Linked DNA regions of Homo sapiens: region 2 is linked to region 1. The links are chromatin loops, found by intact Hi-C in ENCODE. Cell type or tissue: CD4-positive, alpha-beta T cell. All regions are shown on one strand. Links, peaks and the distances in the headings refer to the core of each region. The heading gives the core; the rest is flanking DNA.

What was found. Peaks named below come from ENCODE experiments on the same cell type or tissue, not always from the same donor. Only the 100,000 strongest peaks of a DNase experiment are listed, where the experiment ranks them.
Region 2: it touches region 1 in a loop (2.5-fold over the local background); 24 of 110 quality-filtered maps call a loop at or near these places.

What each region holds. Positions count from the first base shown.
Region 1 is chr11:33,967,120-33,975,690 of GRCh38, reverse strand. No RefSeq gene overlaps it. Among named protein-coding and RNA genes, the nearest start is that of LMO2, 79 kb to the right of the region's middle. RefSeq lists silencers at 4,335-4,629, 5,775-6,069. In CD4-positive, alpha-beta T cell, for the core only: no CTCF peak of the experiment used is centred there; a DNase peak (open chromatin) is centred at 4,480.
Region 2 is chr11:33,803,141-33,811,711 of GRCh38, reverse strand. LINC02722 (long intergenic non-protein coding RNA 2722) reads right to left here and starts at 6,944. Exons shown (of 3, transcript NR_187444.1): 1 at 6,838-6,944; 2 at 6,626-6,715; 3 at 6,032-6,420. In CD4-positive, alpha-beta T cell, for the core only: CTCF peaks have their summits at 3,101 and 3,302 (motif pointing left); a DNase peak (open chromatin) is centred at 3,271.

The sequences.
Region 1 (8,571 bases), core at 3,487-5,986:
TAGAAGGCCACTGCTATCAGCGAGGTAAGCAGTCAGCTTCATCATTTTAAACTGGTTTGTGGGACCAGATTTCTGACCTGAAGGGTGAAGAATTGTGTGCTTGCTTCAGTTGGGGTCTCTTCTAACCAGTTTGTCCTTGCTAACATTGAAGAAATTGAGTCAGCCTTTTCATACTTTAAGAACCACTTCTTCAGGGGACTTTCTCATGTCCTGAAGCTCAGAGTGTCCTCATTCTTCTTTACATCTTAGTGACACCAAGATGTGAAGTCAGAAGGGCCTGATTTAAACAACGGTCCAGTCAGGCATCTGCCTTGGTGCTTCAGGCAAGTTATCTGACCTCAGTTTCCTCATCTATAAAATCGAATTAATAAAATAACCTACTTGGATAATGTATGTGTAATGGAAAATAAAAATAGTATATTAAACCAAACTGACTACAGCTACTTCTGCCTTTTAAGGGAGGTAGACACACTTTATATCAGCAAGGAAATTCATTTTTCCTTTGTGCCTTTCCCCAGAAGTGATAGAGAGTACACATGACACAGAAGCACACAGGGAGGGAGAGAGGGAGAGAGACAGAGAAAGAGAGAGGACGTGTGCATGCACTAGCATGAGATCAGGTAGGTCTGCTATTTAACAGAGCACGGCCATGGCGTTTGGATGTACTGAGGTGGGGCAGCAGTAGAATATATGCATAGAAGCTGGAAAGAGCTGAATTGCTCCACCCAGCAAAATAAAAGGAGTATCTAGTTTTGGCGGTTTCTAAAGGTCAGTAAGTAAGGGAGAAGACAGGGATAGCCTGCACAATATTGCAGAAGGCAGAAAGAACTTAAAGGTCTAGGAGAGACCAGTTATTATTGGTTTACATGCTTATATATGTCAAATCTCTTGGAATAATTCTTGGCACCAGTGAGCCCTTAATAAATGGCAACCAGTAGCCAATGAGATAGCAAAGCTATCTCGTTGGCCACGTGTAGTATCTCTCCATGGAGAAACTGTGTCATCTGTGTGTGTGTGTGTGTGTTGGGAAAAGGAGGTAGATGGCAAACAGGGATGTAATGGGTCCAAATTCTGGCTCCATCAGGTTTATTTCTCTGTTTCTTCAAGTTGTTTACTTATTTATTTAGATGGAGTCTCGATCTGTTGCCCAGGCTGGAGAGCAGTGGTGCAATTTCAGCTCACTGCAACCTGCGGCTCCCAGGTTCAAACAATTCTCCTGCCTCAGCCTCCCGAGTAGCTGGGATTACAGGTACGCACCACCATGCATAGCTAATTTTTGTATTTTTGGTAGAGGTGGGGTTTTGCCATCTTGGCCAGTCTGATCTTGAACTCCTCACCTCAGGTGATCCTAGCCTCTGAAAGTGCTAGGATTACAGGCGTGAGCCACCACGCCTGGCCCTTCATCTTTAAATTGGGGCAAGAAAATGGTACCTTGTCTTATAAGATTTACATGAAGTTTAGATGAAATAGTCTAGGCAATTCATAATCCAGGAATTTAGTTATTCTTCACTAAATATTAGCTCTTAGGAGTGTAGATGGTCCCTGACTTATGATGGTTCCATTTAGAATTTTTCAACTTTGCAGTGGTGTGAAAGCGATACACGTTCAGCAGCAACCATACTTCAAGTACCCATGCAACCATTCTGTTTTTCACTTTTGGTAATGTTAAAATGGAAATGAGATATTCAACACTTTATTATAAAATTGGCTTCGTGTTAGATGATATTGCTTAACTGTAGGCTGATGTAAGTGTTCTGAGCATGTCTGAGTAGACTAGGCTAAGCTATGATGTTCAGTAGCTTAGGTGTACTAAATGCATTTTTAAAATTTATTATTTATTTATTTATTTATTTTGAGATGGAGTCTCGCTCCATCGCCCAGGCTGGAGTGCAGTGGCGCCATCGCCATTCACTGCAAGCTCCGCCTCCTGGGTTCACGCCATTCTCCTGCCTCAGCCTCCTGAGTAGCTGGGACTACAGGCCCCCGGCTAATTTTTTTTGTATTTTTAGTAGAGACGGGGTTTCACCTTGTTAGCCAGGATGGTCTTGATCGCCTGACCTTGTGATCTGCCCGCCTTGGCCTTCCAAAGTGCTGGGATTACAAGCCTGAGCCACTGCGCCCAGTTTTAAATGCATTTTTGACTTAGGATATTTTCAACTTAGTTTATCAAGATGTAACCCCATTGTAAGTAAGAAACATTTGCATTCCACAATAATAGTCATATGAAGATGGTACACTGTCCTAAAACAAGGGCTTTGTGGTTTTATTTTTTAATTTTTTACATTTTTAAATGTTTTTGAGATGGAGTCTTGCTGTGTCACCCAGGCTGGAGTGCAGTGGCATGATCTTGGCTCACTGCAACCTCCACCTCCAGGGTTCAAGCGATTCTCCTGCCTCAGCCTCCCGAGTAGCTGGGATTATAGGTGCATGCCACGATGCCTGGCTAATTTTTGTATTTTTAGTAGAGACGGGGTTTCGCCATGTTGGCCAGGCTGGTCTCAAACTCCTGACCTCAGGTGATCTGCCCACCTTGGCCTCCTAAAGTGCTGGGATTACAGGCATGAGCCACCATGCCTGGCCGGTAGTTTTATTTTAAAATTAACACGTGCTGTACCTTTACGGCAGAAAACTTAAAAAGCAGAGCAGAGAAAAACAACCACCACTCCAACAAAAAGATCGCAGCTGCTAACATTTTGGTTTGTGTCTTTTTGTTTTTTATTCTCCCAAGTATATGTACATCTTTTTCTATCTTTTCAAAATGTGATACTGTTCTACAGTATGCTTCCCCCTTCCTGGTTTTTTAAACTTAGCAATAGACTGTGAATCTTTCCCATGGATGAATTGCTTCTTAAAATAGATGTTCCATTGAAAGTAGCCATATCCTGGGCCGGTAGATTCGTTACTATTCTTTTCTTCTTCCTCTTTTTTTTTTTTTTTTTTTTTTTTTTTTTAGTTGAGACGGAATCTCGCTCTGTCGCCCAGGCTGGAGTGCGGTGGTGCGATCTCGGCTCACTGCAAACTCCGCCTCCCAGGTTCACGCCATTCTCCTGCCTCAGCCTCCCGAGTACCTGGGATTATAGGTGTATGCCACCACACCTGGCTAATTTTTGTATTTGTAGTAGAGACGGGGTTTCGCCATTTTGGCTAGGCTGGTCTCGAACTCCTGACCTCAGGTGATCTGCCCACCTCGGCCTCCTAAAGTGCTGGGATTACAGACATGAGCCACCACGCCTGGCCGGTGGTTTCATTTTAAAATTAACACGTGCTGTATGTTTACGGCAGAAAACTTAAAAAGCAGAGCACAGAAAAACAACTACCACTCCCAACAAAAAGATCACAGCTGCTAACATTTTGGTTTGTGTCTTTTTGTTTTTTATTCTCCCAAGTATATGTACATCTTTTTCTATCTTTTCAAAACGCGATATTGTTCTACAGTATGCTTCCCCCTTCCTGGTTTTTTAAACTTAGCAATAGACTGTGAACCTTTGCCATGGATGAATTGCTTCTTAAAATAGATGTTCCATTGAAAGTAGCCATATCCTGGGCCAGTAGATTCGTTACTATTCTTTTCTTTTTTCTTTTCTTTTCTTTTTCTTTTCTTTTCTTTTTTTTTTTTTTTGAGACGGAGTCTCGCTCTCTCGCCCAGGCTGGAGTGCAGTGGCGCGATCTCGGCTCACTGCAAACTCCGCCTCCCAGGTTCACGCCATTCTCCTGCCTCAGCCTCCCGAGTAGCTGGGACTACAGGCGCCCGCTACCACGCCCGGCTGAGTTTTTGTATTTTTTTTAGTAGAGACAGGGTTTCACCGTGTCAGCCAGGATGGTCTTGATCTCCTGACCTCATGATCCGCCCGCCTCGGCCTTCCAAAGTGCTGGGATTACAAGTGTGAGCCACCGCGCCCGGCCTCTTTTTTTTTTTTAAAGGTGCGGATGCCCATGGCTGTCCAAATCTGTGAAGCTCTGCACACTGCATTTCCTTCTTGGAAAATTAGCACGTGCATATTAGCATGTAGCAAGCTCTGCAAAGCCCTTTCGTAAACAAGCTCCTCGACTTTGATTAGATCAGTGTTTTCCAAACTGATTTAACACTGGAGCCACTTATTCTCATAACTCCTATTAATGTCTCAGGATTCATTTGGGGAAACACTGTTGCAGGCTGAAGCTTCTTTAAGAGGAAGGAGAAGGTCTTGTGCATTTTTGTTGTTTCCACGCTGCCTTACAACTGGGTTTTAAAGAAATTATGAAAAATGGGATTGGATTGATGAATTCACTTCTAACCAACAGCCACACACGTGTAACTTGGGGGCCAAGGTTAGAGGCTGGGGCTGCACTCCGGAGTGCCTCTCAGTGTAAAGCTAATTGGCCCCTTTGGGGGATGAACCTCTGAACTTGGCCTCGTTAGTGCCGGCACAGAACAGCTGAGTTGGTTTATCTGGTGCCATAAAATTGTTCTCTCACCCAGATTCTCATGCTGTCCTCCAGGTGGCAATGCTGGTTTGTCAACCTTCTGAGATAGCGCCTGATACTTGGGCCGAGCAAAGATGGAAATGGAAGGGAAGCAGATGCGGATGAGGAATGGAGTTGGGAGTGGAGTGATTATTGAAAATTAGAAGACACCCTGTCAGGTTTGCAGCTGACATGAAGCTGAAGCGCAGCCTCATACATTGGGTGTCCAGATTCAGATTTTAAGGAATCTTGAGGAACCAGTAAGCCACAAGTAAATATTACTAGCATTTATTGAGCACCAACTATGGGGCTTACAACGTGCCAGATCATTTCATTCATTGTTTCTTTTAATGCCCTCAACAGACCTATGAGGTAGGTCTTGGAGGTTGAAATAATGGAGCTGGAAATTGGACCTTGATTCCTAAGGCCTGGTATTGTATATGAGAGCTTTGCTAGACTGAAATAAGAGGATATTTACCAGGGATGAAACATGCAAAATGTTTATCCATCTATCTATCTATCTCTCTATCTATCTATCTATCTATCTATCTATCTATCTATCTGCCTATCTCTCATCTATCTCTCATTTCATTAGTGTAGGATGGGCCTGATAACATTTCATGAAATTAATACTAGGGTTTTTTTTTTTAAGTTAGCCACCTGCTAAATAAATCAGTTACAGTTCTGGACTGCATCCTTTAAATGACAACACTCAGATCAGGACAGTGGAGATATTTATTTCCTAGCTCTTCTTTTCATTCTCGTGGTCACTATGCAAGATAAACATGGCCACACTGAATGATCCCAGAGTGGCCGGCTTAAAGTCTAGTTGTAGCACTGAGTGGTTCTACTCAGTATAACTGTATCTCTATTATACTTGTCACCTAGGAAATGTTGAAATTATTTCCCTAAATGCCTCATTCTCCCAGTGGACCATGCGTTTCTTGAGGGAAGAAACCATGCCCTTCATTTCTGTATTCATAGGGCCTAGCAAAGTACCTGGTACATATTAATAGTAAGTCATTAGTAAAGCTTTTTTTGAGATAGGGTCTGGCTCTGTGGTCCAGGCTGGAGTGCAGTGGCACGATCTTGGCTCACTGCAACCTCTGTCTGCCAGGCTTAAGAGATCCTCCTGCCTCAGCCTCCTGAGTAGCTGGTACTACAGGCACACACCACCACACCTGGCTAATTTTTTTATTTTTAGTAGAGACAGGGTTTTGCCATGTCGCCCAGGTTGGTCTCAAACTGCTGAGCTCAAGCGATCTGCCTGCCTTGGCCTCCCAAAGTGCTGGGACTACAGACTGAGCCACCACACCCAGCAAGCAAAGTTTAAATGAATGGATGAGTAAGTAAATGAAAGCTGTCTCCTGCAGAAATGTAATCAGAGCATGAACTGATGAAGGAACTGAGGAAGCTTAGTCTAGCCTAGAATAAAGAAGACCTGAAGGAGCTAGAACTATCTTGCAAGATGTAAAAGGCTGTTATAGGCATGAGGTTGTAGTGCAAGTTTGTGCTTCTTCAAGTGGAAGGCCAAGGAAGGCCAGTCTCTTAAACAAACAAGAATCTAACAGCAATCGCCTTTCCATCTCCTGAACCAGAGGTGGGATGGCCATCAGGTGGGAATGTGGGAGAAGGAGTTTCTGCATCGTGTGTCAGGCTGAACAAGAGGCCACTCAGGCTTGCAGCGGTCTTGTCACCACTTTGTGCCAGTGCCCAGAATAGTGCTGGCCACATAGAAGGCACTTGATAAATATTTACTGAAGAAATGAATAAACAGTCTTCTACTAATTGAAGATTCATTCAACTAACATTTATTAAATTTTTCTGTGTGTTAGGTCTGTGCTTGGCTGCAGAGGCTGTTTCAGGTAAAAGGACTCAGTCCCATCCTAAGGGGGAGTGTATCATTCTGGTTGGAGCACCAGGTAGAGCTAGACTGTCTGGGTTTGAAATCCAGCCCTGCCAATTACTTTACTTTGTTATGCCTCAGTTTCCTCAACTATAAAACGGGAGTGAAAATAGCATTCACCCGAAGGAATTATTTTGATAACTAAGTGAATTAACACTTGGCATTAACCACTCAAATGTTAATGATTATCATGGTACAGACTTTCCAGCAGGGCCACAGGTAAGTTACTATTATGTGATGGATGCTTTGATGGGTGCATCCAGACTGAAATATGTGAGCACCTGGACAGGTTAATAAATAGAAATTTTATCGAATCAATGTGCTGTAAATCTTTATTCAGTTTTGGGTTTTTTTGTAACAGAGTCTCGCTCTGTCATCTAGGCTGGAGTGCAGTGGTGCCATCATGGCTTACGGCAGACTCAACCTCCTAGACTCAAGCGATCCTCCCACTTCAGCCTCCCAAGTAACTGGGACCACAGGCATGCGCCACCACACCTGGCTAGTTTTTACAATTTTTGTAGAGATGGGGTCTCGCTATGTTGCCCAGGCTGATCTTGAACTCCTGGGCTCAAGCAGTCCTTCCACCTTGGCCTTCCAAAGTGTTGAGATTACAGGCATGAGCCACCACACTTGGCCATTTATTCAGTTTTTAAAACGGAAGAGGCTGAGCACTTGCGGAGGCAGGACTGCTGCTCACCCACCAGAGTTTTTTGGTGGTACTTTCCCTTCCTCTAGAGCTTTCTAGCATATACACTAGACATATATATTATATGTTGGGACCCTGTCAGGAGGGAAGGGCGAAGAAAGGAGGCCTGACACCCAAAGTTCTGAGCAATTCCACTCTGGCCCCAAATTCGCATTCCCCACTGGACCAAACAACCACTCCACAGTAAAACAGAGGTGACACCCTTGGAAGGCATGCCCCTTGGGGCACATTACCCCCAACCCTGAGGGACTTATCAGCATATTATTTCTAACCACATAGTGTACTATCCTGACAGGATTCTAGGAGATAAAATTTTTCTAATCTTATTACATCTCCTGTGATTTTTATTCCCCCTTGTAGATTTCTGCCCCAGGTGGTTGATCAGCTGGTCACCCCTTAACCCCTCTCTGCTCATGGGGGCTGTACAGAGTGCCCTGAGGTTGGTACCTGGTCCTGAATTGGAGGGTCAGGGAAGGGTACCTGGTCCTGAATTGGAGGGTCAGGGAAGACTAAAGGATATGTAGGAGTTAGCTATGCAAGCAGTTGGCAGGAATGGAACAGCATGTGCAAAGACCTGAGGTCGGTGGAGCATGGCACATTCAGGGGAATGGAAGTAGTTTAGTGTGGCTGGCACATAGGGCATAGGGTGTGTGCATGGAGAGGGAGAATGAAGAAAATGCTGGAGAGGTGTGCAGGCTCAAGCTCGTGAGTGGCCGTGGAGGTTGTGTTAAGGACTTTAAGCTTGATCCTGAGCCACAGTAGGTATCTCTGAAGGGTTTTAAGGAAGGTGGTGAATGGAACAGGTTTGCATTTTAGAAAGAGCACCCCATCTGGAGAAGGGATCAAGAAGGATGGGTGTGTGTATGTGTGTGTGGGTGCGTGTGCATGCGCGTGTGTGCACACTCCACCGCAAATGTGCTGGGGAAGGGATGGTGTGGTAGGTAGGGCTGGATGCAGGGAGAAGAGTTAGGAGGGTGTTGCAATACCTCCTGCAAGAGATGAGGGGACACTGAAATAAGAAAGCCACAGCATCGTGAATGGAGAGAGTTGTAAACACATTTGGGAAGAATTAACAACCTCTGGCTATTGGCTGGAAGCTGAGGATAATATTTTGGGAGTTCTCTGGCTCTTAACGACAGTATGTGCAAGATACTAGGCCAAAACCAAAGGGACAAAAATGTTACATGTGAATGCCTGACCCCCCCTTCTTGACTAGAAGTATTGTACCTACAATTTCTTTCTCTCTTCCTCCTTTTTTTTTTTCTCTTTAAAATGTCTCCTTATATAGTATACAGTAAAGAGCTTGGGTATGAGTTAGGCTGTCATTAACCACAGCAGTAAGGTTTATTATGGTGTGTATTTTCACTTATTTGAACCACATTTATTCAATTGTAAATAGGGAAGCTGGGTGTGGTTGTGTGCACCTGTAGTCCTAGCTAATCGAGAGGCTGAGGTGGGAGAATTGCTTGAGCCCAGAAGTTAAAGGCCGTAGTGCTCTATATTTGTGCCTATGAGT
Region 2 (8,571 bases), core at 1,984-4,483, 160 kb after region 1:
GTACTGCATTCTGTTTTATGACTGTATTATACTCAGTATGGATTAATCCCTGTCATGATGTAGAGCAACAGAATCTTATCACAAGAAATGACATACTGTGTGGTTCCATTTATATGCTCAAGAATATGCTAAACTAATCTGTGGGAATAGAGGTCAGAACAGTGGTTCTCTTGGGCGGGGGGCATGGAATGGAACGGGAAGGGGCACCTTTGGAAGTGTTGGAAATGTTCTAAATCTTGAACTGGATGGTGATGGCCCAAACATAATCATATTGAAGATTTGCAAATATTCACATTTACATGTTTAACAAAAAAGCTTAAAAAATAAATACATGAAAATATCGAGTTTATAAACAAGTATTAATATAAGCAAATATAAACAATTATTTATAAATTATTTCTGGAGTTTATAAACCAACACCTATAGCCACTTAAGAGATATTTTCAATACATAAATGCTGAGCTCTGAATTTTTCCCAGTTGTTGCCATTCCACTAGGCATGTTTTATGAAAAAAGTGAACTGACACTGTGTATAGGGGTTTATAAGATTAGCTATTTAATATTTTTTAAAGATAGGCTTTCATGAGTTCAACTACGTTTTTCATTGAGAAATCTAGACATGCATGAACATAGGAGAAAGTGGCTTGCCAGGCATGGAAGGCTGGGGGCTGTGTTTAAACCTGCATGCCCATGTTGCCTGATCAAAATCCTTCACAAACGGTTTCTTCATGAGAATCTGGTCTTTCATCATGGCGGTCACCTTAGTCCTAGGGGAAAAGGATAGGATTTTTTTTTGTCCTTCTATGTCATGAATTCTTTGTTTAACATCAAATTATTCTTACTGCTGAAATCCTACACCTGTTAAAACCTTACAGGTGAGGTGATAAAAAGTAAGGAATAAGATCTGAGCTGGAATTCTGGCCTGGCCTTTTACTGTCACTTAGAACCAGGCCTGGCAAAGGGCGAATATATGAGAAGGAATAGCTACCCACATTATCATTATTGCTTTTATTATTGCACCTGTTCTTGATGATTTTATAGTTTTTTTCTCTAAGAACAATGTAAAGTGTTTAGAAGCCCAATAAAAAGCATTGAGAAATACAATACAAAACATCCAAAAACTTTGCCCTTTATTGGAGTAACTCTCTCATGCCTAATGGTTCTGGGACTCCAGCTCCTCTTCTGGGCATGCTCCAAAAGAGGAACCAGTATGCCCGCTCAGTGCTTCCTTAGGGGAAAGGGACACCTTTCTCTGCTGGATTGGCTGGGCAGGTAGATGGGATCATCCCTGCCAGCTGTTTCCTCTTTACTTCAGAAGGCTGTGGTGAACCACAAAAGAGAGTGGACATGATGCTTTGAAAAGTGTGTATCGCCTTGCAGACAGAGGCTAGCATCCATTACCTACTCTCATTTCTCCCCATACCAACCATATAAAAACGCTGGGACCTGCCAGGATGTTTAGGAACAAATTATTACCCACCCATGCTTAGGGAGGCCCCAGTGAAAAAGGCCTCTTCCAGAAATGCCCAGCATCAGGAACAAGGACTCTTCCAAAAACACTCAGTATTAGGGAACAAGGCCTCTTCCAAGAACACCCAGCATTGGGAAAATGATGTGCCTGTGTGGTGGCCAGGTGTCATGGAAAAAGGACAAAGGCAACCCTCTCCGGTACCATGTGGTATAAAATGCAGGGGAGGCTTTACTGGAGAGAATCCTACAAGAGGAGAAGTGGAGTGTTCATGAACCTCAGATCCATCCTCCCAAAGACAGGCAGGCAGAGCAGGGCAGTGCTGGGCTGGACGTGTCACAGACAACCCTGTGGTATCGCAAAGCACTCAAGACGTACGGGGTGGGTGGTGAGCTAATGCTGTGCTTCTAGAGCTTTCTCAGGTCGGGGTTTTTGGGGCTCCCCAAGAATGTCCTGCCTGGAGAAAGAGGAGAAGAGAGAGGGATGTCTCTTCACTCTGAACACCACTATCCCGTGGGGTCGTGATGTTCCCCGAAACTGTCAGACCTAGAAACGCCCCCAGTATGGAGTCCCTGCTGCTCACCAAACTTCTATTCCCAATCTTTTCTCTGGCCCTGTCCCCCTCCACAGCCCACCGTTAAGGGCATTCTTCTACTTCAGTATTCCATTCTACTCCACAAATACCTCTGGACACCTTCCAAAAGCCACCTCTTTTCTGTGTTGGGAGGATCTGGAAAGCATGATCCTAAAGTAGCCCCGGGTGCTGCCTCCCTCTGGGCCTCCAGTCTGGCTGCCCCCAGGGGTGTCTTTCTAAGGCCCAGCTCACAGGCGTCCCTCCCAGGCTCAGACACCTCTCGTGCTTCTTCAGGCATCCAGGCCGAGATCTAGAAGATTCCATAAAGGGCCTTGAATCCTCTGTCTGGGAGTCAAGGTCTGTACTCTGGTGTTGTGCCCTCTTCCGTCTCCACAGTGTTAACTTCCTCTGCTGTCTGGCCCTCACCTTCCCCCACTCGTACCTGTGGCCCCATGAACACCCATTACTTCTCCTGATCCTCTGGTTTGGTTTGAAATGTGGCCCCCACCGTTCATGGGTCATTGAAATCCAACCAATCTCCTCCTCCTGCCTCATCTCCAGGAAGCCCTCCTTGACTGGACTGTGGCTGTCCTCACTACCTCACTCTCCCCATCCTCACGTCTCCTGAAACGCACGGGCATTGAACCTCATGCACACGTGGTTGGGAGGTTCTCCAGTTGATTTCTGCAGGCCAGTTCTGAATTCTCCTGTCAGTGAGGAGCTCCTTAAGCCAGGAGGGACTGCACCACTCTGCTCTCGGAGGGGAGGGGAGGAGTGGTCCCTGGTGTCCTCTGATGCCCAGGCCCAGCCGAAATATGGACGACCACGTGCTACAGAGAAGAAGGAGAACTGGGCCGAATGTTAGGGTCCTGGGTTCTGGTGCTGTCTTCCAAGTACCCCTAAGCCTACTGTTTCTATCTCTGGGCCTCAGCTCCTGAAGCTGCAAAATGGAAACACATGGGCTGGGCTGGCTGATTCCTAGAAGCCTTTACAGTTTTCACAGATTCAGTCCTCTCCGAGTGGTTTTCAACGTTGTGCATCAGACTCACCTGAGGAACTTTTAAATAATGGCGATGTCCACGCCCCACTCCCGAAGACAGGAGATGGCAATTGAAGTGAGCCCACCCACCTGCAGTTTTCTAAAAGCTCATCAGATGACTCCAACGTGCAGACTCAGCTTGCTTGGAGAGGAGGGCCGCTGACTAGGACCTGTCTGTTTTCAGACAAAGCGATGGACTCATGCTGCCCCCTGGTGGTCAGATTGCTCACTTCAGGCAGTTCCACATCTTAGGGTCTTGCCGTGGGGCAGGAAAAATGTACCCAATGAATAAGGATGAAAAGAGAAAAAGAAAGGAAGAGAAGAACACTACCTGGTTTCTCCATGACCCAAGGATTCGCAGACTCGTGAGTATTCCCTTTCCCCACTGTCCCCTACAATAAAGTTTATATTATTTATAATAAATAAAGAGACTGAGTCCGGGGGGCAGTAATATCTGACTTTGAAACCAACCCAATAGTCCCATCGACAGTTTTGGGTGTTTTTTGTTTTTTGTTTTGGATAAACATAGAAATTGACCCTTATGACCTTAAAGCTTGAAACTTACATTTGTTTTTATCAGAATTTCAGAGTTTCTTTCTCCAGGAAAGGACAACCAGGCCTCTCCAAAAAAAAAAAAAAAAAAGTATCAAAGATCTGAAACTCACCAGATCATTGCATCCAGACTAGAAACTCCAGGCCCCTCATTCATCATGATTGCTTCCTGACCCTTCCCGAGTTCCTGTTTTCTCACACAGTTACATTCCTTCCCTGCTGTATAAACCCCTAATTTTAGCTGGTCAGGGAGATGAATTTGAGACTCCTCTCCCAGGGAGATGATTTGAGGCTGACCTCCCATCTCCTCAGCTGCAGCACCCAATTAAAGCCTACTTCTTTGGCAATAATTGTTGGGTCAGTGATTGGCTTTCTGTGCCGTGAGCAGCAGGACCTAAGCCGAACCCCTTGTGTTTCGGTAACATGTTAGGCATGAAAAAGCCCCCTCTGGATCCACAGGCTGGGTGTAAGGGGAATTCAGAAGGTGACAGGCTTGGGGGAGCTTCTGAGACAGCAAAGCCAAGCAGGACACTTGAGATAATGAGATGTTAAGTACCTGGAAAAATGAGTACCCAGTGCTAGGTTTATCACTATTCACCAGTCGCCATGACATTGGGCAAGCTCATTTCTCTGAGCCTCAGTGAGTGCTGCTCACTATTCTGAACACCAAATGTGTTCCTGGACAAAGTCTGTCAAGGGCCACAGAGATTTAACCGATTCCACACTCTCCAAACTCCTGCCCGTTCCACATGGGGTAGAGTTTCCCAAACCTGGTTGGAAGTCAGCAAAAACTGGGGAGCTCATTTCTTAAACATAATATAAGAGAATGTGTTCAAAGTATCATTTTATCATCATAATACAATCTATATGTTACTTATAAGAAAAATGAATTTAAAAAGCAGGTATGTCTCATAGGCTACAGCTTAAGGACAAGATTCGGGGGAGTGGAAGTAAGGAGTAGGCTGGATAGCTCCCCAGTGCACAGTGGCCCACAAGGACCACAGGGAGTGTGTCTGTTTCTATGGGTGACACCAGGCTGGGCAGTCTCCAGCATCAGCATTAATTATGCCAAGACTCGCTCTGTCAGGCCCCAGATCAGGGGAGACTATGTATAGGATATTTGGACGACCCCACACATGGCCCAAGCTCCTTCTAACCTTCTGTGCCTCATACCCCTGCTTAATTCCAGCATCCCTCAGCTCTCACCTCATACATCACTTTTTGGGGAGGCCTTCCTTCACATCCCAATCAAGTCAACACTCCAGTTCAAATGTTCTCAAAATGCTCCATTTCTCCTTCAGAGATCACAGTTTAATTCATTTTAAGAATTGTTTTGAGTCACTATCCCCCAAATGAATGTGAGACTTTGACAGAGGGGGCTGCCTCTGTATCTCCAGCACCCAGCACAGCACCTGGCCCCTTTGCAAAGGGCTCAATAAATTGTTGAATGAGTGAATCCCATCTTCAAGAGAAATAGCTCTTTTCTGATTGTTCCTTATTTATTTGTTATCCTAAATTTTCCTACCATTAATTCAAGTGAAAGTAATTCATTTTAATGTGGTCTGTATAGCTACTTTTTATTTATTTCAAAAAAGAAATACTTTATTTCTTAAGATAACTTGAGAACAGGTTATTCATACATTAGAAATAGGGCTAGGGGCCATGGCTCATGCCTGTAATCCCAGCACTTTGGGAGGCCGAGGTAGGAGGATTGCTTGAGGCCAGGAGTTTGAGACCAGCCTGGGCACAAAGTGAGACCTGTGTCTCTTTAAAAAAAATTTTAAAAATTAGCTGGGTATAGTGGTGCTTGCCTGTAGTGGCGCACCTTTAAACCCTGACCTGTCTGGCTAAAGTATTTCATGAAGCCTGTAGTCCAGATACTTGGGAGGGTGAGGTAAGAGGATCACTTGAGCCCAGGAGTTCGAGGCTGTGGTGAGTGATGATTGCGCCAGTGCACTCCAGGCTAGGTGACAGAGTGAAACCTTGTCTCAGAAAAAAAAAAGAAAGAAAGAAAAAGAAATAGCTGCAGATTATTGATCTCCACCTTTTTGCAATAAGATTTTATTCTAGCATCCTTCTCCTTGCTGCCCATGTGCCCATTGGCTTTTCAGCTTTGTTTTTGAGAGAAAATATGAACACACACCCCTCCACTTGAGTTGTAGTATACTCACTATACAGGCCAAAGGTAACGTTTAGCTTCATAAAATTCCATCTGAACATAGACAATCATTGTCCAAAACTCACAGTCAAGAATTGTGATTGTTTGCCTTCCATTGGTTGGGTTGATTCCAACAAGACCTTTGCTACTTAAAATAGGGTCCCAGCATCAGGAACACATTAGCATCACTTGGAAGTTGTTAGAAATGCAGAATCTTAGTCCCCATCTCAGACCAAAGAATTAGAATATGTGCTTTAATAAGATACCTCAGTGACACACATGCAAAGAAAAGTTTCAGAAATGCTGGATTATCAAGCTGTTCAAAGTTTGTGGTTCTTCTGAGTAAAGCAGAGTACTCATGGCTGGGTCTGGAAAAGCTTTTCTCTTACAACTCTTCATGAAATCTTAACTGAATGTGAAAAGGCTAAAAAAAGGTTTAGTTAGTAATTTTCCAAGTAATCATGTTCGACAGGCCTGTATACTGCTTACAAAATTCGCATTGGTCTTATTTCTCTGATGAATGCCACATACTCACTTCTCTTTACCTGTTTCATGTTTGCATAGGTCCAGCAAAGGTATGTCTGGTTGGTCAGTATCACTGAGCTGTGGCCATGTTTAGAGGCTCATTCCTAGAAAAATCAATTAACTTTCAATTAGCAATTAACTTTCATTGCAAACGAAATGAAACAAAACAAAGAAAACCACCTTTAAACCTTGACCTGTCTGGCTAAAGCATTTCATGAAGCCATGGAAAACCACACGGTAAAGGATAAAGGATGGGTAAGTATTGAATATACTACAGATGTAGATTAGTGAAGAGAAAGGATAACTTACCTCTTTCATGGGCGATCAACTCACAAGAGCTCCTCATATGATGACAGCTGGTGGCTGGAATCAGCTCACTTTTGAAGCTCTGATTCCTCCCTAAGCAAGCAAGCAATCATGTGGTGTGTGTGTGTGTGTGTGTGTGTGTGTGTGTGTGTGTTGTTGTTGTTGATGGTTTCCTTTTCCAGAAAAAAAAAAGATAACTAAATTAGATTTCTTACCATTATCATTTTTATATTAGTTTAGATATAAAAAGCCAGGTTTCTGAAGATTTGACTACCATTAAACAAGATGAAAAAGACTTGATAGACCAAATAATGGTGAGGTTGTAGGCAAAACTAAAGGCTGCCCTTTTATATCCAGTCAGCCAAATTGCCCTCCCAACACTGGATGTCACAGACTCTAAACCAAATAATGAAATGTTACAGCTGGCAGAGCTCGTAAAAATCTAGTCTAACACCTTATTTGTTCATGATGTAGTGTAGATGACACTAAGAAATTAAAGTGACTGGCTATCAAACCAAAAACTAGCATCTGGGTCTTCTGATTTGGAATCAAGCATTATGATTGTCTGAACCGCTCTATACACAAAACATAATACCTCTCCTTATGGAAAAACAGCAACAAAACAACAAAAATACATAAGGGCAGGGACTGTGACTGTTTATCGCTTGATCTCAGATAGCAGAAAATCATGTATTTACTAGCACTCAATAAATACTTGTTGAATGACTTGCAACAGATGAAGATTTGTTAAATATCTACAGAGGGTAATTATCTACTGTAGATATTAGTTATATTACAAGTACATATTACTATATAATTATATATTACTATAATTAGGCAGTATATGGGGGCATGTTTACATTATTACTTTCATTTTATACTACTTTATTATCACTACCATTATTATTATTATTATTGTTGTTGTTATCAGAGTCGTATACAGCTAACACATAAGGCAAAGATAGAGGTCATCATTTTCCCTCATTTGGGAAAGAAGAAAAGGAAGACTGCTAGAAACTGGGTGTATATCATTCCTTGGAACCTGTAGATTTCTGGCTCTGCCTTTTACTGCCATTTACAACCAACCCTGGCACATAATAAATGCTAGATAAATGGCAGCTGTGAGTATCACCACTGCTGTTGTCACCATGTTACCATCATGGCTTTGTGCCAAGCCTAGTGCTCCATCTTTTCTTTTTAATTTTTTTGGGGGACTTGAGGGGACGAGGTCTTGCTTTGTTGCCCAGACTGTTGTCTCAAATTCCTGGGCTCAAGCGATCCTGCCTCGGCCTCCCAAAGTTCTGGGATTACAGGCTTGAGCCACAACACCCGGCCACCTGCTCCATCTTGATTTTCCCCTGACCCACATGGATCCCATGAATCTACCATAACAACTACTTCTCCCTAGGTGGACTGACCTCTCTGAACTTTGGCACTCACATTTTACATAGATTACAAAGCACCTGCTTAGTCTCCTCCTGTCTAGTCAAATTACCAAGAACAATTTTCAGGTTTTGGATTTTTTTTTTTAATCGAGTTTGTGAGACCCAATACAAATAAATTAACATGTACATCAGGCACTAGAGCAACAGACAGACACAGAGGAGAGAATGAATATATCTGAGTGTAGGACCCCAAAGAGGGCTGAACTGATCCTGACACCAGCAGGGACCCAGGAACCTTCTAAGCCAACTTTTCCCGAGGAATATTCCTCAGTTACTTCCTTTGTATCCACATAGCACTTATGTTAGTGGCATTTAGACCAAGTCAGAGGATTCCTACAAATTCAGAGGGCTTTTTTTTTCCTTTTCTTTTGTTGGTAAGAGAAAAAATATATTTTAATGATTCAATCAAGGCAAGTTTTAGGGGTACAGGTCACGTTTGGCCATGTGCTTGACTGTTTTAGAAGTCACAAGACGGGGTCACAATGAATATATCAATCAGGATGT